Linked DNA regions of Homo sapiens: region 1 is linked to region 2. A link is an interaction called in ENCODE POLR2A ChIA-PET data of the cell type or tissue named here. Cell type or tissue: Panc1. All regions are shown on one strand. Each heading gives the region's core, and the rest is flanking DNA. Links, peaks and the distances in the headings are about the cores only.

Region 1 (11,493 bases), core at 138-4,137, 1.0 Mb after region 2:
AAGCCCATCGTCTTAAAGAGGATCGTGGCCCATGCTGTAGAGGTAAAGGCTAAGGAGAGTGTTGTGGGTGGTTAGGCGGGCAAAACTGGGGACCAGCTATGTGATCAATTGGTATTGTCCCCCGCAGGTCCCAGCTGTCCAATCACCTCGCAGGAGCCCTAGGGTGAGTTCACTTTCATCTACTTAATTAAGTAGAATCTGGGTCACTCTAGAGCTGGACAGCACACATTGGCTCCTCACATCTGCCCAGGGAGCTGTTTTGCAGTACTGCAAAAACAGTTTGCCTGTGGGCACCTGCATGCATTGCCAGTCTTGATTACTCCCTGAAGACTTAATACACTTAACTTTTTATGCCTTGTGTATTTCTACCATTTTCCTGGAACTTCCTTTAAAAGCTGAGCTATGTCTTAACTCCACGTACTGCCTTTCTAATCCATTATGCCTTCAGCTTTCATGTATGGGTGTTCTGAGATAAGTCATGTGTATGACATTTTTACAGTTTTAGCAGAAGTTATTATCAAAGGATGTTTCATTAATAGACAATCTGAAGACATACTGACTGAGAAATGTGAACTCCTTTGAAGAGCTGATAGGGCTTAGAGTCAACTGGGGAGAAAGACCAATGACAAGTGATAGCAACGTTGTGTACTGGGACTGCAATAAGGAATACTAGATGCTATGATGGTAGCTAACCCAGACCATGTGGCTCAGGGAATGTTTCGTGGAAGAAGAAACATTTGAACTGAGTCTTTAAAGACAAGTAGAGGCCGGGTGCAGTGGCTCACGCTTGTGATCCTAGCATTTTGGGAGGCTGAGGCGGGCAGATCACTTGTGGTCAAGAGTTTAAGACCAGCCTGGCCAACGTGGTGAAACCCTGTGTCTACTAAAAATACAAAATTAGCCAGGCATGGTGGCACGTGCCTATAGTCCCAGCTACTCAGGAGGCTGAGGCAGGAGAATCGCTTAAACCCAGGAGGCGGAGGTTGCAGTGGGCCGAGATCACGCCCCTGCACTCCAGCCTGGGTGACAAAGCGAGACTCCATCTCAAAAAAAAAAAAAAAAAAAAAGACAAGTAGGTTTGTTCCAGGTCAAAGAAGCCATGTTTGCAGAGATTGGGAATTTAAAGAAAAATCAAGGTTCGGGGAATAGCAATTTGTTTAGTGTCTGCAGCAGACCTCAGCAGGGGAGGAAGCACCCTAAGGCAGAGCAGATCCTGATGAGGCACAAAAGCCACACTCATGGCTTGGGCATCATTCTTGGGTCTGTGGGCAGCCTTTGGAGAGTTCTGGGTAAGGTAGTGACCGAGTCAAGTTTGAGTGTTTTAAGAAAGACCCCTCTGGGGGCTGTGGGGAGAATGGTTTTGAGAAGGGCTACCCTGGGGCTCCAAGACCAGTGGAATGACGTGAAGTCCAGGAATTCTGAAGCATGAAGCCAAGGGCGTGAGCTAAAGCCAGGATGATATACAGTACTGGGTTCAGAGGGAATTGCCCCCCAGTGGCCTTCCCTGACCACCCTTACCCTATTGCTGTCACATTTCTCTATGTAATTCTCTTAGGCCTTACCAGTTCTAAAGATAGGGTCTTGTTCTGCCACCCAGGCTGGAGTGCAGTGGCGAGATTTCGGCTCACTGCAGATCTTCCCTCCTCAGCCTCTCAAGTAGCTGGGACTATAGTCACATGCCACCATGCCTGGCTAATTTTTTGATGTTTTCTCTAATTTTTTTTATAGAGATGAGGGTTCACTATGTTGCCCAGGCCGGTCTTGAACTCCTGGGCTCAAGTGATCCTCCCACCTTGGCCTCCTAAAGTGTTGGGATTACAGGCATGAGCCACTGTGCCTGGTCCTTATCAGTTCTTATAGTGTATTTTCTTGCATGTTTGATGTCTTTCTCTCCCCCCTCTAAGAACACAGGCACCTTGAGGGTAGGGACTTCTGCCTTTCCTAGTAGCCACTCATTCTTGTTGATTGACTGAGATTCATGGTACATCGAGCAGGATAAAGTTGCCAGGACCTGGGTGACTGCTTGGCTATAGAGAATGAGGAAGTCGTAGTCAGCAGTGACCACCAATTTGTTCAGCTTCCCTGTGTTTTTTTTTTTTGAGATGGAGTCTCGCACTGTCACCCAGGCTGGAGTGCAGTGGCGCAATCTCGGCTCACTGCAACCTCCGCCTCCCAGGTTCAACCGATTCTCCTGCCTCAGCCTCCCAAGTAGCTGGGCTTACAGGCACCTGCTACCACACCTGGCTAATTTTTTTTGTATTTTCAGTAGAGATGGGGTTTCACTATGTTGGCCAGGCTGGTCTCAAACTCCTGACCTCAGGTGATCCACCCACCTCAGCCTCCCAAAGTGCTGGGATTATAGGTGTGAACCACCATATCTGGCCACCCATTATCTCTTGAACTTCATCTTCAGTTTCTTCCTCTTGCCTTCACTTCAGCCACACTGGCCTCCTTGTTGTTTGACCCTGACTAGTACACTGTGGCCTCAGGGTTGTTGCACCTTCTGTTCCCACTGCCTAGAACTTGGCCATGAGTCACTCCCACACCTCCTTCAAGTTGTAGCTTGAATGTCACCTCAGTGAGGGATGTATTGACCTTTATCTTTTTGCAATTCTAACCTGCCCCAAGCACTCTCTCCTGTTCTGTTTTCCTGTAGTGCTTGATACTGCTAACATAATACTGAATTTTCTTACCTGTTTTTCTCTTAGAATGGGGCAGGGGTTTTCTCTGTTTTATTCCCTGCTGTGTTCCCAGTGCCTGGCACAGGACAGGTGACTGATAAATACTTATGGACTGAGTGGACATTTAGGACAATCCTCATCAGCTGTGTGGCAGATGGACCACAGCAGGCAAGGGTGGAAACAGGGAGAGAAATCAGAAGGTCGCTGGGACCAGCCTGGGCAACAAAGGGAGACCTCCCCTACTCTACAAAGAAACTAAAAAAAAATCAGCCAGACAGAGTGTCACATGCCTGTAGTCCCGGCTACTCAGAGGCTGAGGTAGGAGGATTGCGTGAGCCCTGGAGGCTGAGGCTTCAGTGAGCCATGATCGTGCCACTGCACTCCAGCCTGGGCAACAGAGTTGAGACCGTTTATCTGGAAACAAAACAAAAAACGTTGCTGAGCTGGTCTAGAAGACACCTAATGAGGGCTTGAGTTGGTCAGAGGAGAGGCTGGATGCTGGGCACATTTTGGAAACAAGCGACAGCACCAGCAGATGGGGGCAAGTCCATTTGTGTCACAAAAGCAGACTCCTTGGAAGCAATGGTGGGTTGTTTTCTTCTCTCCATGTCTCTTTCAGGGTCTGATTTGTCCCTTCCTTAAAAAAAGTGTGTGTTGGCCGGGCATGGTGGCTCACGCCTGTAATCCCAGCACTTTGGGAGGCCGAGGCGGGCGGATCACGAGGTCAGGAAATCGAGACCCTCCTGGCTAACACGGTGAAACCCCGTCTCTACTAAAAATACAAAAAATTAGCCGGGCGAGGTGGCGGGCGCCTGTAGTCCCAGCTACTCGGAAGGCTGAGGCAGGAGAATGGCGTGAACCCGGGAGGCGGAGCTTGCAGTGAGCCGAGATCATGCCACTGCACTCCAGCCTGGGCGAGAGAGCAAGACTCCGTCTCAAAAAAAAAAAAAAAAAGTGTGTGTCCTGTGGGTCTTTCCACCCTGAATCTTCTCGGGCTTTTCTGGAAGTAAGCAGTCCAGCTAAGTATTGAGGGCATCCCCTCTTCTGTCCTGGTGCAGATTTCCTTTTTCTTGGAGAAAGAAAACGAGCCCCCTGGCAGGGAGCTTACTAAGGAGGACCTTTTCAAGACACACAGCGTCCCTGCCACCCCCACCAGCACTCCTGTGCCGAACCCTGAGGCCGAGTCCAGCTCCAAGGAAGGAGAGCTGGACGCCAGAGACTTGGAAATGTCTAAGAAAGTCAGGCGTTCCTACAGCCGGCTGGAGACCCTGGGCTCTGCCTCTACCTCCACCCCAGGCCGCCGGTCCTGCTTTGGCTTCGAGGGGCTGCTGGGGGCAGAAGACTTGTCCGGAGTCTCGCCAGTGGTGTGCTCCAAACTCACCGAGGTCCCCAGGGTTTGTGCAAAGCCCTGGGCCCCAGACATGACTCTCCCTGGAATCTCCCCACCACCCGAGAAACAGAAACGTAAGAAGAAGAAAATGCCAGAGATCTTGGTGAGTGAGAGGCAGGGGTTTTTCTCTGCCGTGTGCTCTGGGAGACGTGCAGGGCTGGGGCTCTGGCTCTTTTGGGGGATAGGCAGCACCTGCAGGGTGTGGGTGAGATGCTCCAGCCACCATGTTCCCTTCTCACTCACCTGCTCCTCATTTCTCTTCCCTCAGAAAACGGAGCTGGATGAGTGGGCTGCGGCCATGAATGCCGAGTTTGAAGCTGCTGAGCAGTTTGATCTCCTGGTTGAATGAGATGCAGTGGGGGGTGCACCTGGCCAGACTCTCCCTCCTGTCCTGTACATAGCCACCTCCCTGTGGAGAGGACACTTAGGGTCCCCTCCCCTGGTCTTGTTACCTGTGTGTGTGCTGGTGCTGCGCATGAGGACTGTCTGCCTTTGAGGGCTTGGGCAGCAGCGGCAGCCATCTTGGTTTTAGGAAATGGGGCCGCCTGGCCCAGCCACTCACTGGTGTCCTGTCTCTTGTCGTCCTGTCCTTCCTATCTCCCCAAAGTACCATAGCCAGTTTCCAGATGGGCCACAGACTGGGGAGGAGAATCAGTGGCCCAGCCAGAAGTTAAAGGGCTGAGGGTTGAGGTGAGAGGCACCTCTGCTCTTGTTGGGAGGGGTGGCTGCTTGGAAATAGGCCCAGGGGCTCTGCCAGCCTCGGCCTCTCCCTCCTGAGTTGCCTTCTGTTGGTGGCTTTCTTCTTGAACCCACCTGTGTAAAGAGGTTTTCAGTTCCGTGGGTTTCCCCTTTGATTCTGTAAATAGTCCCAGAGAGAATTCGTGGGCTGAGGGCAATTCTGTCTTGGAGGAAGAAGCTGGACATTCAGCCTGTGGAGTCTGAGTTTTGAAGGATGTAGGGAGCCTTAGTTGGGTCTCAGACCATAAGTGTGTACTACACAGAAGCTGTGTTTTCTAGTTCTGGTCTGCTGTTGAGATGTTTGGTAAATGCCAGGTTGATAGGGCGCTGGCTGCTTGGAGCAAAGGGTGCATTTCAGGGTGTGGCCACCAGGTGCTGTGAGTTTCTGTGGCTCATGGCCTCTGGGCTGGTCCCTTGCACAGGGCCCACGCTGGAGTCTTACCACTCTGCTGCAGGGGTGGAAGGTGGCCCCTCTTGTCACCCATACCCATTTCTTACAAAATAAGTTACACCGAGTCTACTTGGCCCTAGAAGAGAAAGTTGAAGAGTCCCAGACCTACTAGCATTTTGCAACTATGCTTGTAAAGTCCTCGGAAAGTTTCCTCGCGTACCAGACAGCGGCGGGGGCTGATAGCAATTTTAGTTTTTGGCCTCCCTATCCTCTCACATGAGAACACTGCCTGGATGCATCTCATGATCTCTGGAGAATTTCCCCATCTTTCTCTTCTTTCCATCGTGTGGATTCAATAGTGTGGATTTGAAGGCTGCCCTGCCCCCGACTCTCCTGCCGCACCCCTGGCCATTGTACCTTTTGATGTTTAGAAGTTCGTGGAAGTAGACGCTGAGGTGTGCAGAGGAGCTGGTGGATAACAGAGAATGCCAGGGAAGATGAGTGCTGGGTCAGGGTACTTGGATGAAACGGTGCAGGCCAGGCGGGCCCTAATAAAACCCTCTGCCAGGTCTGGGAGTCCCAGGCCATCTGCTCAACGCTCTGTGGTTTGTCAGACCTGCAAGCAAGCCCCCTGCTGGGGAAGCCTAGGTGTCCTTGAGCTGAACCGCACTGAAGAACTCTTGTCCTCACTGGCTGATGCAGCAGAACTCTTGGGAAATGTCTTAGTCCTGCAGAATCAGGAGTCACCAGATGATGCAGAGTTGAGATCATCATTGCAAAGTTCTCTGTTCCTGAGGAACTAAATTTAAGGAAAAAATGGGATTTTGTTTTAGAGTTGGAAAAAAAGCCTGATTAAAGAGTTTCTGCCTGTTCATGGACTGTGTTTCTTTTATTGAGTCAAAGGCAGAGCCGAAGGTAAGGCCAGGCCTCCAGTGGGCTGCATCACTGGGGTTGTCCCTTTGTCCAGGCGCTCCCAGCCCCGCTTCCCCGCATTCGCCCCATGGTAGATCACTGTGCCCCACACACTTTTTTTTTTCTTTGAGACAGAGTCTAGCTCTGTCTCCCAGGCTGGAGTCCAGTGGCGTGATCTCAGTTGACTGCAACCTCTGCCTCCCAGGTTCAAGCGATTCTCCTGCCTCAGCCTCCCAAGTAGCTGGGGTTACAGGTGCCCACCACCACGCCTGGCTAATTTTTATATTTTTATTAGAGATGAGGTTTCACCATGTTGGCCAGGCTGGTCTTGAACTCTGACCTCAAGTGATCTGCCCTCCTCGGCCTCCCAAAGTGTTGGGATTACAGGCGTGAGCCACTGCGCCTGGCCTGTCCTGCCCCGTGTCTTGTTTATTTCTGTCCAGTCCCCAGTCTGCTCCTCTTCTAGGAGGAAGAAAGTCGGGTCTGGGGTGAGAGTGCTAAGAGCTCCCCCAGTGCCCACGGGAGATGCCTGGGAAGCAAACACCCTCCCGAGTCCAGCCCTCGTTCCCCATTCCCTTTCAGGCTCCTTTGAAGGAGCCCGAGTTGCTCACTCCATGGTCCAGACTGGACACTGTGTAGCAGCAGGTGCTGTGGGACCCTGGGGAGCTGATCAAAGATGCTGATGCCTGGAAATTCTCCCACTTGGCCTTAGGTAAGGCTAGGACCCTACAGGCAGGTGGCACAGACCAGCCTCCCATCCCATCCTCCACACTTGTACTTGCCTCCTAGTCATCCAAACAAATCAAAGCCATTAAGTTCTCCACAGACTTAATCCGCTTTGACCTCCTTCCCCCACCCAGAGGAGATGGGTCCCCTCTTCAAGGCTAGCCTTTCCACTTTGGTTTTTGATCCAATTATCTTGTCTCTGAAACCTTCCTCTTCTTTTTCTTCCAAGTCCTAAATGGCTTTTATTTGCTTTGTTGTTAAAAAATGACAACCAGGCTGGGCACAGTGGCTGACACCTGTAATCCCAGCACTTTGGGAAGCTGAGGCAGGAGGATCACTTGAGCTCAGGAGTTCAAGACCAGCCTGGGCAACATAGGGAGATCCTGACTACAAAAAATGTAAAAAAAATAAATGGGCGTGGTGGCACATATCTGCAGTCCAGCTACTCAGGAGGCTGAGGTGGGAGGATCACCTGAGCCTGGGAGGTCGGGGCTACAGTGAGCCATGGTGACGCCATTGCACTCCAGTCTGGGCAACAGAGTAAAGACCCTGTTTCAAAAGACAAAAAAGACAACCAAAAGTCGACCAGCATCTGTCGTTAGCTACCACCATTTTAAGCTTGAAGGAACGTTCCAAGTTGCTCTTTACTTTGAATTTATTCCCAATGCCCTCGTCACTCTCTTTAACAGCTCAGACAAAGGTAACCAGTGATGTCCTAATATCCAACATACTAAGCTCGGGCCTCTGCCAGGACACCCTCTTTGGGGCTGTGGCACTGCCAGCTCCTTTTTCTTGGCTTTTCCTGAAATGTCTGGATACCAGGCCTCAGTCCTGGACCCTCTTTCCCACCTGCCTGCTCTTGCCGGGTAGCCTCGCTCTCTGGACTGCCTCCTTGCTCAAGACTTGTCCATCTTTATCTCCAACCTAAAACTGTCCTGAGCTACAAATCAGAATCTAGAACTGCCTTTCAGGAAGTCATCTGAAGCTCTGCTCATCCAGCAGCTTGCCTACTCCTGTGTTCTCTGTGCCATTAGCAGAGCCACCAGCTGACACAGTCACACGGGCCAGGAACCCAGGACCAGCTCCTTCTTCCTTCACCCCATGTGGCCAGCCCCATCCCCCTCAACATCCCCCCCACCCCACAGCCACTAGACAATTGCACTAGCCTCCTGTGGGTCATTCCCTTGGGCTGCTGTATCTCCACACTGTCTGCACTGCAGCTAGAACACATTTCCTAAAACACACAATATGATCCTGTTTCTCCCCTCCTTAATTTTTTATTTTTATTTTTGAGATGGAGTTTCACTTTTGTTGCCCAGGCTAGAGTGCAGTGGTGCAATCTCGGCTGACTGCAACCTCCACCTCCTGGGTTCAAGTGATTCTCCTGCCTCAGCCTCCCAAGTAGCTAGGATTACAGGTGCCCACTGCCACACCCGGCTAATTTTTCTATTTTTAGTAGAGACGGGGTTTCGTTATGTTGGCCAAGCTGGTCTCTAATTTCTGACCTCAGGTGGTCCGCCCAACTCAGCCTCCCAAAGTGCTGGGGTTATAGGCGTGAATCACCGTGGCTGGCACGCCGGGCCTATTTCTCCCCTCCTTAAAACCCTTTTTTTTTTTTTTTTTTTTGAGACGGAGTTTCACTCTTGTCACCCAGGCTGGAGTGCAATGGCACGATCTCGGCTCACCACAACCTCCACCTCCCGAGTTCAAGCGATTCTCCTGCCTCAGCCTCCTGAGTAGCTGGAATTACAGGCATGTGCCACCACGCCCAGCTAATTTTGTATTTTTAGTAAGAGACGGGGTTTCTCCATGTTGGTCAGACTGGTCTTGAACTCCCGACCTCAGGTGATCCACCCTCCTTGGCCTCCTAAAGTGCTGGGATTAGAGGTGTGAGCCACCATGCCCAGCCAAAACCCCTGCCAATTTTTTTTTTTTTTTTTTTTTTTTTTTGAGACAAGGTCTGGCTCCGTCGCCCAGGCTGGACTGCAGTATTGTGATCTGGGCTCACTGCAACCTCCACTTCCCAGACTCAAGCCATCCTTCCACCTCAGCTGCCCAAGTAGCTGAGACTACAGGCACGTGTCACCATGCCTGGCCTTTAAAACCTTTTAATACAATTTCACACCTGAGTGTAATAAGACCAGAGAAAGTTGAAAGCAGGCATTGGAATAGATTTGTACACCAAGTTCCTAGCAGCATTATTCAACAATAACCAAAAAGCTGGAAACAACACAAATGTCTACCAGCAGCTGAATGGATAAAGTGTGACCTATCAATACAGTGGAATATTATTCAGCCTTAAAAAGGAGGAAATTGGGCCAGGCGCGGTGGCTCACACTTGTAATCCCAGCATTTTGGGAGGCCAAGGTTGGTGGGTCACTTGAGGTCAGGAGTTCAAGACCAGCCTGGCCAACATGGTGAAACCCCATCTCTACTAACAATAGAAAAATTAGGTGGGCGTGGTGGCGGGTGCCTGTAATCCCAGCTACTTGGGTGGCTGAGGCAGGAGAATGGCTTGAACCCAGGAGGTGGAAGTTGCAGTGAGCCGATATTGTGCCACTGCACTCCAGCCGAAACAGAAACCTCTGCTGACTTCCCATGCTCCGTGCAGCAGTGGAATGAATGGTCGCTGGTGCCTGGCTGCCCAGTAGCGTCTCAGCCTCCAGGCATGTGCTGTCTGCAGGACCCCAGCCACTCAGTGGGAGTGAATATCCCAGATGCTTGCTCTCCCTGATCCCGGCAACCAGGACCTAAACTGATCAGATTCTCCACCTTGAGTGATGGGTGTGAGGAGGGATGAAGGCACCGCCTGTCCAGCAGTGTCTGGTGTGGGGAATGCGTGTTTGTCCATCTGCAGGCCCTCCCCTGTCCTAGTTCTGGCAGTCGGCGCCCTACAGTGCCTGCCCTTTGAAGTCTCTTCTTCCCGTGAGTTCTGTGACTCCCCAGCATCCTCCCAATAAACTCCTTTTTGCTCAAATCAGCCAACATTGTTTCCTGTTTGCACCCCAGAACCCTGGCTGGTCTAGGGGGCTCCTGACACCTTAGTGGGGCTCATGAGGACTCCAGGCCGAGGCTGGTGTCCAGGCTTCAGCCCACAGACCCACCGCAGGCTGCGAGCTGCTTGGAGGTCCCTGCCTCTGAACCTTTGCTCTCTGCCTCTCGTGTCTTTCCCCACTCCTGCGTCACCTGGGGAGCCCCGCGTCATTAAGTCTGGCTCACGCGTCACCCCTGCTCAGCCTTTCCTCCCCACCTGCCCCACCCTGGTGAAAGCAAAGAGCACAGGTTCTGCAATCCAACTGGGTTTGAATCCTGGCTCTGCCAGCTTCTAGCTGTGTGATCCCAGGCAAATGATAATAATTAGACTCTGATGTGCCTCAGTTTCCTTAACAGTAAAATGAGGACAATAATAATACCTATGCCACAGTGTTTAAAAATGAGATAGTCGGCCGGGCGCGGTGGCTCACACCTGTAATCCCAGCACTTTGGGAGGCTGAGGTGGTTGGATTACTTGAGGTCAGGAGTTCAAGACCAGCCTGGCCAAGATGGTGAAACCTCGTCTCTACTAAAAATACAAAAATTAGCCGGGCATGGTGGCGGGCACCTGTAATCCCAGCTACTCGGGAGGCTGAGGCAGGAGAATCACTTGAACCCTGGCGGGTGGAGGTTGCAGTGAGCCAAGATCATGCCACTTCACTCCAGCCTGGGTGAAAGAGAGAAACTCCATCTCAAAAAAAAAAAAAAAAAAAAAAAGAATGAAATAATACAAGTAAAGCACTTGGTGCATGGTAAGTGCTCAATGAACAATTTTCAAGTAGAACTGACCATTCCCTCCCTTTTTAAGTCTCAGAAGTCCACACAGACCTCCATCATAGCACCTTCAAGCTCCATTCTGTCTGCTCTGCACACACGTTTACACAGTAGCTGTGTAAACTCCAGCTCAGGCTGGAGGCAAGGTTGTATTTGTCTCTGTCCCCCCAGTGTCCAGGCACATCATGGAGTAAGTGGATGTGGTGGTTTCCCACCAGCCTGGGCAGGTGTGCCCCTCCAGTGGGAGCTGGGGACAGGGGCTTCAGAGAGCCTCTGAGTGCCTGGTAGGAGGGGCACAGGTGGAGTCAGGAGTGATGGCACCTGGCACCCTGCCTCAGTCATGAGCCTCCCACAGCACAAATTCTAGTCCCACCAGTGTGCATGTGAGGTCTGAAGCCAGCCCCATGGCTCACACCTGTCCCCATTTCTTGGAGAGTGGACTTCACCCTCCCTCTCCACAGGGCAGTTCCCCACACAGCCTATGGACCCCTCCCTCCTCGCCTGGGTCCTCAGCCCGGTAGCTCACCACCCTTTCAGATGAGGCTTTGGCTCAGGCCTGGTGGTTCTCCCAACACATGGGCCTAGACCAGGCTGCCTTCCCCTCTCCACAGTGTGGCTGACAGGTTGGCAGGCTCCCTGACAGCCACCTGCTTGGGTATCAGTCCACCCACATCTGAGACTCTTCTTGAGCCATGGTTTTCTCTTCTGAAAAGTGAGGCCAATTCCATCTCTCTAACGGAGTTGGTCAGGAGGTTGATGTCATATGCAAAGCAGCCAGCAGAGTTCCTCATCACTGATGGCTAGTAGCATTTTACCCAGCCTGTGATTAACCCCTCAAAGGAGGAGAT
Region 2 (12,336 bases), core at 3,701-7,700:
ATTACTACTCTTTTGATGTTTTTCAGCTATAGTACTTAGAAAGGTATGTCTTATGGGCTACACAAAAACAGGTCGTGGGCCACAGAGTCTGGTGATCCTGCATTAAACCAAAGAAGTATTAACGCTACCGGTCAGAAGAGAGCAGAGGACAAGCAGGGAGTAGGGGGCCTCTCCCTTGTCCATCTGGTGCCACTGGTTCAGGAAGCCTTCTTGGGCCACCCCCACTCCCACTCAGCTCAGGCATCCCACTTCTGTGTTTTCCCTGACACTTGTGCCTACCTTTATCTTAGCACTTACTATAACATGTTGTGGTTGATTATTCAATTGTCTATATCTCCCCAGTCACAAGGGCAAGCAATGTTTTTTAGTTTCTGTATTCCTAGCTGACACAGATGCTCAAAAAAATATTTGGGAAGGGAGAGAAGGAAATAACGAGAAAATAAGCTCAGAATATCTTTTTTTCTTTTTCTTTCTTTTTTTTTTTTTTTTTTTTTTTGTAGACATGGGGTTTCGCCATGTTGCCTAAGCCCAGGCTGGTCTTAAACTCCTGAGCTCAGGTGATTGGTCCACTTCAGCCTCCCAAAGTGCTGGGATTACAGGCGTGAGCTACCACGCCTGGCCTAGAAAATATCCTTTTTATTTATTTATATTTTAGAGACAAGATCTCACTCTGTCACTCAGGCTGGAGTACAGTGGCACAATCATGGCTCACTGCAGCCTTGACTTCCCAGGCTCAAGTGATCCTCCCACCTCAGCCTCCCAAGGAGCTGGGACTACCAGTGCACACAACCACATCTGGCTGATATTTTCATTTTTTGCAGAGACAAGGTCTCCTTATGTTGCCTAGGGTGGTCTTGAGCTCCTGGGCTCAAGCAATCCTACTGCCTCAGCCTCCCAAAGTGCCCGGATTATAGGCATGAGCCACAGCGCCCGGCCCCTGGCTGGAAATTCTTATCTTTATACAGACACTAGGTAGCAGCTCAAGGTCTTGATAGTGGCTCAATGGCATACACATAACAGGTTAAATCAGTGGTTCACCTGTGTGTAGCATCTGTTAACCATCTATGCTGTTTATGTTCCATAAATATGCACCAACCCCTTAGTCTATTCTCTTTACTTATACCTACCTCAAAGCCAGGCATCTGATTACTTGTTTAGACTAACGTAGATGAATAATCCAAACATACGTTTAAAATGACCCCCACATGTGCCAAAAAGGCTTCAGGGTACCCTGGGGTTCTACAGAACACAAATGGAAAAAACATCCTACAAACACTAGTCTCAAAAGTGAATGACAGCTTCAAATAATTTAAAGCCACAATTACCAGATATAATAGGGAGATATGTGGAAAGTCTACCGCATCATTATCACATAAAGCATCAAAGAGGAAACAAACATCTTTTTTTTTTCTTTTTTTTTGAGATGGCATTTCACTCTTGTTGCCCAGGCTGGAGTGCAATGGCGCAATCTCGGCTCACTGCAACCTCACCTCCTGGGTTCAAGCAATTCTCCTGCCTCAGCCTCCCAAGTAGCTGGAATTACAGGCATGCGCCACTATGCCCAGCTAATTTTGTATTTTTAGTAGAGATGGGGTTTCTCCATGTTGGTCAGGCTGGTCGCGAACTCCCGACCTCAGGTGATCCGCCTGCCTCGGCCTCCCAAAGTGCTGGGATTACAGGCATGGGCCACCACGCCCGGCCATAACAAACATCTTTTAATCACATGTTGAGGGCTGGTCTTGTAACTCTAATGAGGGGTCCTTAACCTTTTCTTTTTCTTTCTTTTCTCTCTTTTTTTTTTTTTTGAGATGGAGTTTTCCTCTTATTGCCCAGTCTAGAGTGCAGTGGTGCGATCTCGGCTCACTGCAACCTCTCCTCCTGGGTTCAAGCGATTCTCTTGACTCAGCCTCCTGAGTAGCTGGGATTACAGGTGCCCGCCACCATGCCCAGCTAATGTTTGTATTTTTAGGAGAGACACGATTTCACCATGTTGGCTAGGCTGGCTTCAAACTCCTGACCTCAAGTGATCTATCCACCTAGGCCTCCCAAAGTGCTGGGATTACAGGTGTGAACCACTGCGCCCAGCCTCCTTAACCCTTTCAATGCCAGGGTCCCTTTGGCAGTCTGGAGAAGTCAGAGGACCCCTTCTCAGAGCAATGCTTTAATGCATAATACACATCGTTTTTAAAAGGAAACAATTTATAATAATAAAGCCACAGTACTACTCCTGACACTTCCTGTCTTCTTCCCCTGCTTAGTTTTTTCTACCCAGCATTTGTCCCTACTGAATTCACTATATACTGCCCTTTATTTGTGTTATCTTATTTAGTATATGTCTCCCCAACTAGAATCTGAGTTGTTTTTTTTTTTGTTTTTGAGATGGAGTCTCACTTGGTCACCCAGGCTGGAGTGCAGTTGCACGATCTTAGCTCACTGCAAACTCCACCTCCCAGGCTCAAGTGATCCTCTCACCCCAGTCTTATGAGTAGCTGGGACCACAGACACACACCACCACGCCTGGCTAATATCTTGTATTTTTGGTAGAGATGTGATTTCAACATGTTGCCCAGGCTGGTCTTGAACTCCTGAGCTCAAGTAATCCACCTGCCTCAGCCAAAGTGCTGGGATTACAGGCGTGAGCCACTGTGCCCAGCTAGAATCTAAGTTCTATGAAGGCAGAGATGTTCATCTATTTTGTTCACCACTCTATTTCCAAAAAGCTAGAAAACTGCCTGGTATAGAATAGTTGCTCGTAAGCATTTGTGGGATTATTAAATGAACTTTATGTCTCATAAGAGCTGTTTTCTAGCATTAATCAAAGGCAGTTCTTCTAGGTTCTCACAACCTTAGGAAAGATAATATGTAATACTTCGTATTTACAAACAGCTTTTGGTGAGCACTGGAACCCTTTTGTAGACAGTCTCATTCAACCACAGTAGACCTAATATCTAACGACTGAGGGCAAAGAAGGGATGTGAGATGAGCAGTCAAATGCTTTCAGGCCAGAGAACAAAATAGATGACCCAGGCCCCTGCTTATTCGCTCTGCCCTTTGCCCCTGGAGCTTTAGCTGCTTTGCTTAGAGGACAGTCTCTCCCTCACTGAAGATACCTAATTGCACATTAGCAATAGGAAGGTTTCACTGGACCCAACCAGACTCATTCATAACAAATAGCGACACATTCCTTTGCAACAAGGTTCTAGGATTTCCAACTTCTTGCCAAGGCAATTCTTAAATAGAGGAAATGGCTTTCTTTTCAAATTCATCTTAATCACAATAAGTTAAAAGGTTAACAAGAATTTAAAACCCTCAGATATGACAGCTGCCTATATTATTTGTCTAAGAGGAAGAAAGCTTAAAGTCAAGATAACTGAAACCGCCAGAGAACAAAATAATCTCTAACAACTGCAACGCCTTCGTGCTTTAAGCGTACTTGTAACAAATTGAAAAGGAAAACCAGAAACCAAAAAAAGAAGGGGAGGAGGGAAGGTGAGGTTAATACCGAGGTCAGCTAATACGAAAGAAAAACAGGGTCTCAGGCTGTCTCATAACTAAACATGCAGGCAAAACCTAACAGGAAGGCAATTTTGGTCCTTCTTGGGTAGCTAAGACAAATGTCAGCCTGCTCTGCAGTCCCACTATTTGCTGAAAAGCAGGGCTGAAGAAATATACTTACCTCATGTGGGGTTTTGAAAGATTCAAATCCATCTACCTGAAATATAACTAATTCTGCTTAAACATCAGAATTTTCCATATTTGTGCATCTCCATATACAGGGCAAGGAGATGGAAAGACAGGTTTCTTGCTTGTTTTAAATATTTTGAGTGCTAATAAACCAGCAACTGCTGGTCACCAGTAGAGGCTGGTAGAAAGTTCCACAGAAATTAGTGTATTAGCAGGATTTCAAACTGAAAAAGGGAGAGAGAAAAAACATTTTTCACAAATGCTTGGCTCCAGCTCCATGGGAAAACATTAATTTAAAGCACTCATTATAACCAACTGCTGATCATGTTACAACCAAAGGTCACTGTTCTAGTTTTTTTTTTTTTTTTTTTTTGAGATAGGGTCTCGCTCTATTACCTGGGCTGGAGTGCAGTGGCACAATCACAGCTCACTGCAGCCTTGACCTCCCAGGCTCAAGCAATCCTCCCACCGCAGCCTCCCAAGTAGCTGGGACCACAGCCATGAGCCAGCATGCCCGGCTAATTTTTGTATTTTTTTTTTGTAGAGATGGGGTCTCCCTATGTTACCCAGGCTGGTCTCTGACTCCTGGGTGCAAATGATCCTCCCACCTCAGCCTACTAAAGTGCTGGGATTACAAGTGTGAGCCACCACACCTGGCTTATGGTTCTAGTTCTAATCCTTAGAGATGTATGCTTCTTTTGAATGAGGTATACAAACTGTAAGAAAATTATGTAACCACTTATAGTGCTTTTGGTTTATAATCATACCTAAAAAGAAAGCCCTGAAGACACAATGCTAATGAAGTCCGCAGTCACAGAGAACTTACATTCAACTTTTTCTTCTGAAACAAAGTTTTCAGTGTAGTTCTAACATTACAGTATCAGTGAGGCACTTCCCACCCTAATAAGCTTTTTTAAAAGCTAGAATAATTATATAACTAAATAAGAAATGAAAGACCCTAAAAACACAAATTATTTGCATTTTCTAAATTCATTTTTTGACTATTAGAGTGAAAATTAGAAATAAATGTCCATTTAGTAGGATTAGTTAAATAAACTGTGTTTTCTCTATTCTATGGCATACTAAGCAGCCATTAAAAAGTATGAGATAGGCCTGTAAGTACAAAAACAGAAAAATCCCCAAGGTACTTTTTTTTTTTTTTTTGAGGCGGAGTCTTGCTCTGTCGCCCAGGCTGGAGTGCAGTGGTGGGATCTCAGCTCACTGCAACCTCTGCCTCCTGGGTTCATGCCATTTCCCTGCCTCAGCCTCCCGAGTAGCTGTGACTATAGGCGTCCGCCACTACTCCCGGCTAATTTTTTGTATTTTTAGTAGAGACGGGGTTTCACCGTGTTAGCCAGGATGGTCTCGATCTCTTGACCTTGTGATCCGCCCGCCTCGGCCTCCCAAAGTGCTGGGATTACAGGCGTGAGACACCGCACCCAGCCCCCAAGATACGTTTTTATGTGAAAAAAAAACAAGCTGAACAACTCATAGTGATTCTGCTTACGTAAACAATGTCTATGTATCTGTACACATGTCCTATGTCAATGCTTAGGAAAAGATCTGGAAGAATGTCTGCCGAACTCTTAATCGTATTTTTGTCTGGGGAGGTGGAGAGATGCAAAAGAGCTTCAGTGGCACTTTCACATCATACCCTATGTGTTTGCTTGAGTACTTTATGAGGCTGTGGTCATATATCACTTGCAAAATAATGTATTAATAAAGGAAGAAAGGACTGGGTGATTCTGTGAACTAAAGGGAGGAAAAATAAAAGATGAAAATTAGACTTGATACTAAATAAAGTATATTAATGTCAGAGCAAGAGTTTGATCACGAGACAGTCAACTATTCATCAAATCTCTATACAGCTTTCAGTTCAGCTGCTGTATTAACAGGAACAGGAGGAATCCTAAACATAAAGACTACAACTTCTGAAGAGGAAGTCTGATCAAAGTATACAAGTCATCATACCGAAAGGAACTGAGAGTTTAAAATATACTCTTATGTCTTCTTGTCAAACTACATGTGCTGCAAACATTTTTTTTCCTTGCTTGTTACGTTGTAAAAGTATCTGTTTGGAGATACTTAGTCTTTGAGGTGGAGACCCAACTAGCCTTGATGGTAAGTAAGTTCCAATAGCATATCTGAAGATAACCAATAACCCTGCAATTAGAAAGATGTTTTGCCAACTAGAGATTGAGGACAAGAGACCCAAAGGATGTTGGAACTGATTCAGAAACAGGAATGTAAGTACGTCTGGGATGAGTCAGCAGGTAGCTAGGAGAACTGGAAATTAAAAGAAAAGTCATCTGCCCAAGAAGTGGGTAGGTAAACAAAAGAAATCCAAAGTACATTTAAATGTCAGACACCAGTTCAACTTTGAGAAATAGTTTATATACAATAAAGTGGACTGATTTAATTGTACATTTTGATAAGTTCTGACAAATTTATACCTGTGTAATCACCACCATATTTAAGATACAGAACATTTCCATTACCCTAAAAGTTCTGTGTTCCATCCCAGTCAACCCTCTCCCATCCTGGGTTCTGGTTAGCCACTTTTCTCTTACTATAAATTAAATGCCCTTCCTAGAATTTCATATCAATGGAATCCTAAGTATGTGCTCTTCTGTGTAAGGCTTCCTTTCATGCAGCATAATGCTTTCAAGATTCATCCATATTCCACCATGTATCATTCTTTTTATAGCCAAATCATAGCCACAGTTTATTCATTCATGTGTTGATGGGCATTTGGGTTCTTTCCAGCTTTTGTTATTATGAACAAATCTGCTATGAATAAGCAAGGCACCAGAGGCTTTTGATAACTTTCATTTCCCCATTCAGCACTGTCCATGTACTCTCAGTTCACTACAACTCGACCCCTGGCACTGGCCCATGCACAACGGGAAAAGCAGTCACTTATTCAACAAATAGATATAAAGGGTCTACTGGATGTCAGGAACTGTTCAGGCACTGAGAACTCAGTCATGAACGAGACAGATATAACCCCTCTCCTGTAAAACACACAAACAAAATCATGTCGGATAAGGTATGTAATAGAAAAAAAGTTTAAAGTAAAATATTAAGAAAGCAACGAGAGGCATGTGACTAACTGCGCAGCGAGGGAAGGCCTGTCTGCGCTGAGTGAGACCTGAATGACACCAACGGGACAGCCATGTAACCTTCTGACATCCAAGCATTTCCAAGAACTGCAAGCACAAAGGCCCTAAGGAGAGACTGAGCCTCTCCTATCCAAGCAGCAGCAGAAGGCAGGCCATGTGGCAGGCATGCAGCAAACTAGGCGAAGAGGGTAAGAAACAGGCTGGAGAGCAGGCAGAGGCCAAGCCAAACAGGATCTTGTAGGCCAGGAGAAGAAGTCTGGGTTTTACTGGAGGGGATTAGGCAGGTGAGTGCAACAATCAGATCTGCATTTCAAAGAGACCACTCTGCCGGCAGTGTAGAGAAGAACTGCACAGGCAGTGAAACAGATCAGTCTGGTGGCTACTGCGTGATGCAGGTGAGACAGGGTGGTGTGAACGACAGGAGAGCAAGGGAACCACGGGGGATGGGAAGGGTTCAGAATCAATAGCTCCTGCTGAGGGACTACATGAGGCAGGCATTATAAAGAAGAATCTGAGCTGGGTGCAGTGGCTCACACCTGTAATTCCAGCACTTTGAGAGGCCAAGGCAGGCGGATCACTTGAGGCCAGGAGTTCAAGACCAGCCTGGCCAACATGGTGAAACCCCATCTCTATAATACAAAAATTAGCTGGGCGTGGTGGCGCATGCCTGTGATCCCAGCACCTAGGGAGGCTGAGGCAGGAGAATCACTTGAACCCGGGAGGTGGAGGTTGCAGTGAGCAGAGATCACGCTACTGCACTCCAGCCTGAGCAGAGTGAGTGAGTCAAAAACAAAAAACAAAACAAAACAAAAAAAAGAATAATAATCTGGGATAATTCCTAGGTTTCTGGCTTAGGCAGCTAGGTGGATAATATAGTTGACTGAGGTGGGGACAATTAGAGGAAAAACAGGTTTGGCGTTGTGGAGAGAATCAAGAGTTAGGTCCTTGTATTAAATTTGTGATGCTGATCCAATATCCAAATGCAGATGTCAAATAGGCACTTGGATACATAAGTCTGGAGTTAAGAAGAAAAGTCAGTGCCACGTGTCTGATATTAGGAAATAGTACCTGAAGCTAAGAAGTGGATTATAGAGACAGTTCTGCTTTTAAAACTAGTACAGTCATGCACCGCAGAACAACATGCAGTCAACAATAAACCACATATACAACAGGGGTCCCATAAGATTATAATGGAGTTGTTCTATACAGATGCAACATTTTTTATACTGTATTTTTACTGTACCTTTTCTATGTTTAGATCCACAAATACCACTGTGTTACAATTGCCTAAAGTTGAATCAGTGCTGTACAGGTTTGTAGCTTAGGAGCAACAGGCCATACCACACAGCCTAGGTGCGTAGTGGGCTATGCCATCTGGGTTTGTGTAAGTACACTCAATGATGACATGTTTCTCAGAACACATTCTCATCCTTAAGTGACACATGACCCTGTATATATACCTCTAGCAGCGTACCAGGATAATACCAGATAAATAGGTCAAGTGACTCCGAGATCAATTTTACTTAGACTTGGGAGGGTTGGTAGGGAAGAAAGTTTTGTAGCTGAACACACGTATAAAGAGTAAAATGTTGGCTGGGTGCTACGGCTCATGCCTGTAACGCCAGCACCTTGGGAGGCTGAGGCGGGAGGATCACTTGAGGTCAGGAGTTCATGACCAGCCTGGCCAACATGGCAAAACCCCGTCTCTACTAAAATACAAAAATTAGCTGGGCATGGTGGTGCACACCTGGAGTCTCAGGTACTCAGGAGGTGGGAGGATCACTTGAACCCAGGAGGCAGAGGCTGTAGTAGTGAGCCGAGATCGCATCACTGCACTCCGGCCTGGGCAACCAGAGTGAGACCCTTTCTCAAAACAAAACAAACAAAAAAAAACTACAGGAAAGAGAAGGATCATTTCTATCAGACTTTAGAGTTTTTTGTGGAATATGCTATGAAGACAAGACATGCCATTAAAATCAAGAGGCATTTAGCTAGACGCAGGTGCCTGTGGTCCCAGCTACTCGAGAAGCTGAGGCAGGAGGATCCCTTGAGCCCAGGAGGGCGAGGCTGCAGTGAGCTATGATCATGCCTGTGAAAGCCACCATACTCCAGCCTCGGTGACACAGTGAGAACTTGTCTATATATGTATAAAAAAAATTTTTTTTTTTAAATCAGGAGACATTTGATATGAGTGTTGGTAGTTTATCAAAGGGTCATGAAGCAATCAGGCATGTAATAAGTACTTTTTAATTATTTCAATTCCATGAATCATCAATGAGACTAAGGTAAGATATAACTACTCCCTCAATCTCAATGCTTTCAGAGAAGTCAATTATACTCTCATAAACATATCTGAGCACAGGCACCAGATCCGTTTAAAGTAAATGGCAACCAAGACAAACTTAATTTAATGTTATGTGTGTCCCGTTGAGAGGGGAAAAAGAAATACTGGCATACTATGTAAGGAAGTCTCTGGAGCTATAACTTATCAAATCACTTGTGCCGTTTATATCTTAAGAACTTCACAAAATACTGCATCAGTAACTGTAATTTCATAAACAGAGTATTAATGCTGGCTGACAACCTCCCTTATCACTTATTAATGGCAAACAGTAGGCTCTAACAGGAACAGCTTTCACTTAACACCAGGAATTGCCTTTGTAGAAAGCGAGGAGATGAGGAGAGAGAACTAAAGGTTCAACTCAAACTTACTAAGGAAAAGAAATCAGAAACAAATCAAAATCAATTTTTACTTCATCATCAATAGAGTATGAACAGAAAAGTCACTGGCTGTTGAAACAACACAGCAGAAAATGTGGAAGATAAAGGCTGGGGAGAGAGGCTGGAGTAACTGTAGCAAAAGAACCAAAGCCAGGTGAAGATGAAGAAAAAGGGCTTAGGTTAGAGTGTGAAGGAACTACCTTCTTGTTACTATAAAGATGGGTGATGACAATAATGATGGTGACATGACTCATATGCTGTTGTGTGGTAAACTATGCACACACTTCTTCACAGACCTGAAAGACCATATGCGACCTTCTCTTTTTCTTTTACTTTTTGTTAAAATAGAGATGGGGTCTCACTATGTTGCCCATGCTGGTCTCAAACTCCTTGGCTCAAGTGATCCACCTCAGCCTCTCAAAGTACTGGGATTACATGCGTGAGCCACCACGCCTGGCCATATGCGACCTTCTCAATGAAACTTTTCCTGACACATCCATCCATCCCCAGGTACTCACCACCCTTCTCTGAAACTGGCTCTGTCTCCTCTACTGGTGGAGGGTACGGGATATCCCCTGCAGCTGGCATAAAACTTGGCACATAGTTTTGTCTTCAATAAATGCTAGTTTAAAAAGTGAACGAAGGCCATAGTGTCTGTGTGAGATATTGCACCTGAAGCATAAGGTTATTTGTTCCAGTCAAAGAGGTATCACTTGCTATGGACTGAGTTGTGTCATCCTAAAATTCTTAGTTTTGTTTTGTTTTTAGAGACAGGGTCTTGCTGCTCTGTCATCCAGGCTGGAGTACAGTGGCACAAACATAGCTCATTGCAGCCCTGAACTCTTGGGCTCAAGCAATTCTCCTACCTCAGCCCCAAGTAGCTAGGACTACAGACACATCAGCACACCCAGCTAACTCATTCATTCTTTCTTTCTTTCTCTTTCTCTCTCTTCTCTCTTTCTCTCTTTCTTTTTGAGACAAGGCCTCTCTCTGTCACTCAGGCTAGAGTGCAGTGGCACAATCATGGCTCACTGCAGCCTCAATTACCCAGGCTCTAGTGATCCTCCCACTTCAGCCTCCCAAGTAGCTTGGACTACAGGTACATACCACCCTGTCTGGTTAATTTTCTTTTTTTCTTTGTAGAGATAAGATCTTAATACTCAGGCTGCCAGCTTTTGTAGAGACAGGGGGTCTTGCTATGATGCCCAGGCTGGTTTCAAACTCCTGGGCTCAAGCGATCCTCCCACTTTGGCCTCTCAAAGCTCTGAGATTGCAGGTGTGGGCTGCCATACCTGGCCCTAAATTCCTATACTGGAGCCCTAATCCCTAAAGTGACTGCATTTGGAGATAGTGCCCTAAGGATGTAATATGGTTAAATGAGGTCAGAAGGGTGGGGCCCTAATCTGATAGGGCTGGCATCCTTATTAAAGGAAGACACAAGGGCTTACATATGCTCTCTGTGCACAGAGGAAAGGCCACATGAAGACACACCTAGAATGTGCCCGTCTGCAGCCAAGAAGAAAGGCCTCACCAGAAACCAACCCCTACTGGCACCTTAATCTTGGACTTCCAGTCTCCAGAACTGTGAGAAAATGTTTGCTTTTTAAGCCACTCATTCTATGGTATTTTGTTATGGTAGCCCATGCAGACTAACACAACACTCAAACTAGAAAATGAGCCTTGCTGGGTTCTCTTGGCCTTGTTGGCAGCTGTCATGATGTACAAAAGGGAGCTCCTTAGTAACAGATTATGAGATGGTGCCACATGCAGGGCATCAAGGCAAGGTCAGGACTAGTCCTATGAAGCTGGAATTAGATTTCTCCTAAGTGGGTAGATTAGGATGGGGCCTGCAAAATATGAGAACAAGCTAGATATGGCAGCTCCAAGAGTGAAACACTGTTAAGCCAGACTGTTGTAATACTTGTTGCATTCTCTATGCTGGTTTCTCTATTGTTCTTAGTACTCAAAACACTTCCTTGAACTCTCCAGCCTATCTCAGTTATGCTAAGAAAGAATCAAGAGAAGATGTTTTTGTCCTTGTTCATTAAAGGGGGAACAGAGCATCCCTGGCCAACGTGGTATAGTGGTAACAATCATATAAGTAAAAGAATTCCAAGCAGAGGGTGAAACTCAGTGTCCCAGCCATTTCATTCATTCAACAAATATTTACCAAGCACTTACTATGTGGTTGACCCTAATCTAACCACTGGGGATAGAACAGTGAACAAAATCAGTACAAATCATGGCCCTCATGGAGCTTTCATTCTACCTGGAAACAGGGAGACAGTAAACAATCAGCATAGTATACAGGAAAAGGATATAGTGTGTTAGCAGTTGACAAGTGCTATGGAGAAAGGGAAGCAGGAATAATGTGGGGGGAGGGGAGCACAGGACAGGCCTCACTGGGATGGATGACACATGAGCAAACACTTTGAGGAGGAGTGAAAATGAACCATGACTCTATGTGGCAGAGGCAGTGCAGAGACCAAGGCAGATCATAATTGACATTTTCAGGAAAGAGCAAAGAAGCCTGCGTGGCTGCAAGGGAGTGACCTGGGAGGAAGTAGTAGGTGGTCAGACTGGGGGAGGGTGCTGTCCGCAGGGAGTCATTTCATGTAGACTCACAGACCACTGAATGGCATTTGAATGAAATGAGAACAGGTACTTCATGTCTTCCCAACTGCTAAACCTGGGAGGTAATATTCCCTTAAGGAGTAGGCTTCTCAAAGGGTAAAATCTTTAGTACTTTGTTTTGTGCTGCAGAATTCCTGCCCGGGGCAAGAATGCTCACATGAAGCCCAGAGGCAAT

What was found. ChIA-PET counts read pairs that join two places held together with the same protein. Peaks named below come from ENCODE experiments on the same cell type or tissue, not always from the same donor. Only the 100,000 strongest peaks of a DNase experiment are listed, where the experiment ranks them.
Region 1: POLR2A ChIA-PET joins it to region 2 with 5 read pairs; 1 of 35 experiments calls an interaction of 5 or more read pairs at or near these places.

Annotation. Positions count from the first base shown.
Region 1 is chr11:65,072,034-65,083,526 of GRCh38, reverse strand. It overlaps CDCA5 (cell division cycle associated 5), which reads left to right. Exons shown (of 6, transcript NM_080668.4): 3 at 1-42; 4 at 128-163; 5 at 3,740-4,174; 6 at 4,340-6,074. The coding sequence ends at 4,420. Among named protein-coding and RNA genes, the nearest start is that of CDCA5, 6.3 kb to the left of the region's middle. RefSeq lists an enhancer at 4,395-4,896. In Panc1, for the core only: no CTCF peak of the experiment used is centred there; no DNase peak of the experiment used is centred there; H3K4me3 peaks cover 720 bases; H3K27ac peaks cover 597 bases.
Region 2 is chr11:66,106,930-66,119,265 of GRCh38, reverse strand. All of the region lies in intron 1 of PACS1 (phosphofurin acidic cluster sorting protein 1), which reads right to left. Among named protein-coding and RNA genes, the nearest start is that of PACS1, 43 kb to the right of the region's middle. RefSeq lists enhancers at 5,847-5,936, 11,463-12,306. In Panc1, for the core only: no CTCF peak of the experiment used is centred there; DNase peaks (open chromatin) are centred at 5,350 and 5,765; H3K27ac peaks cover 2,385 bases.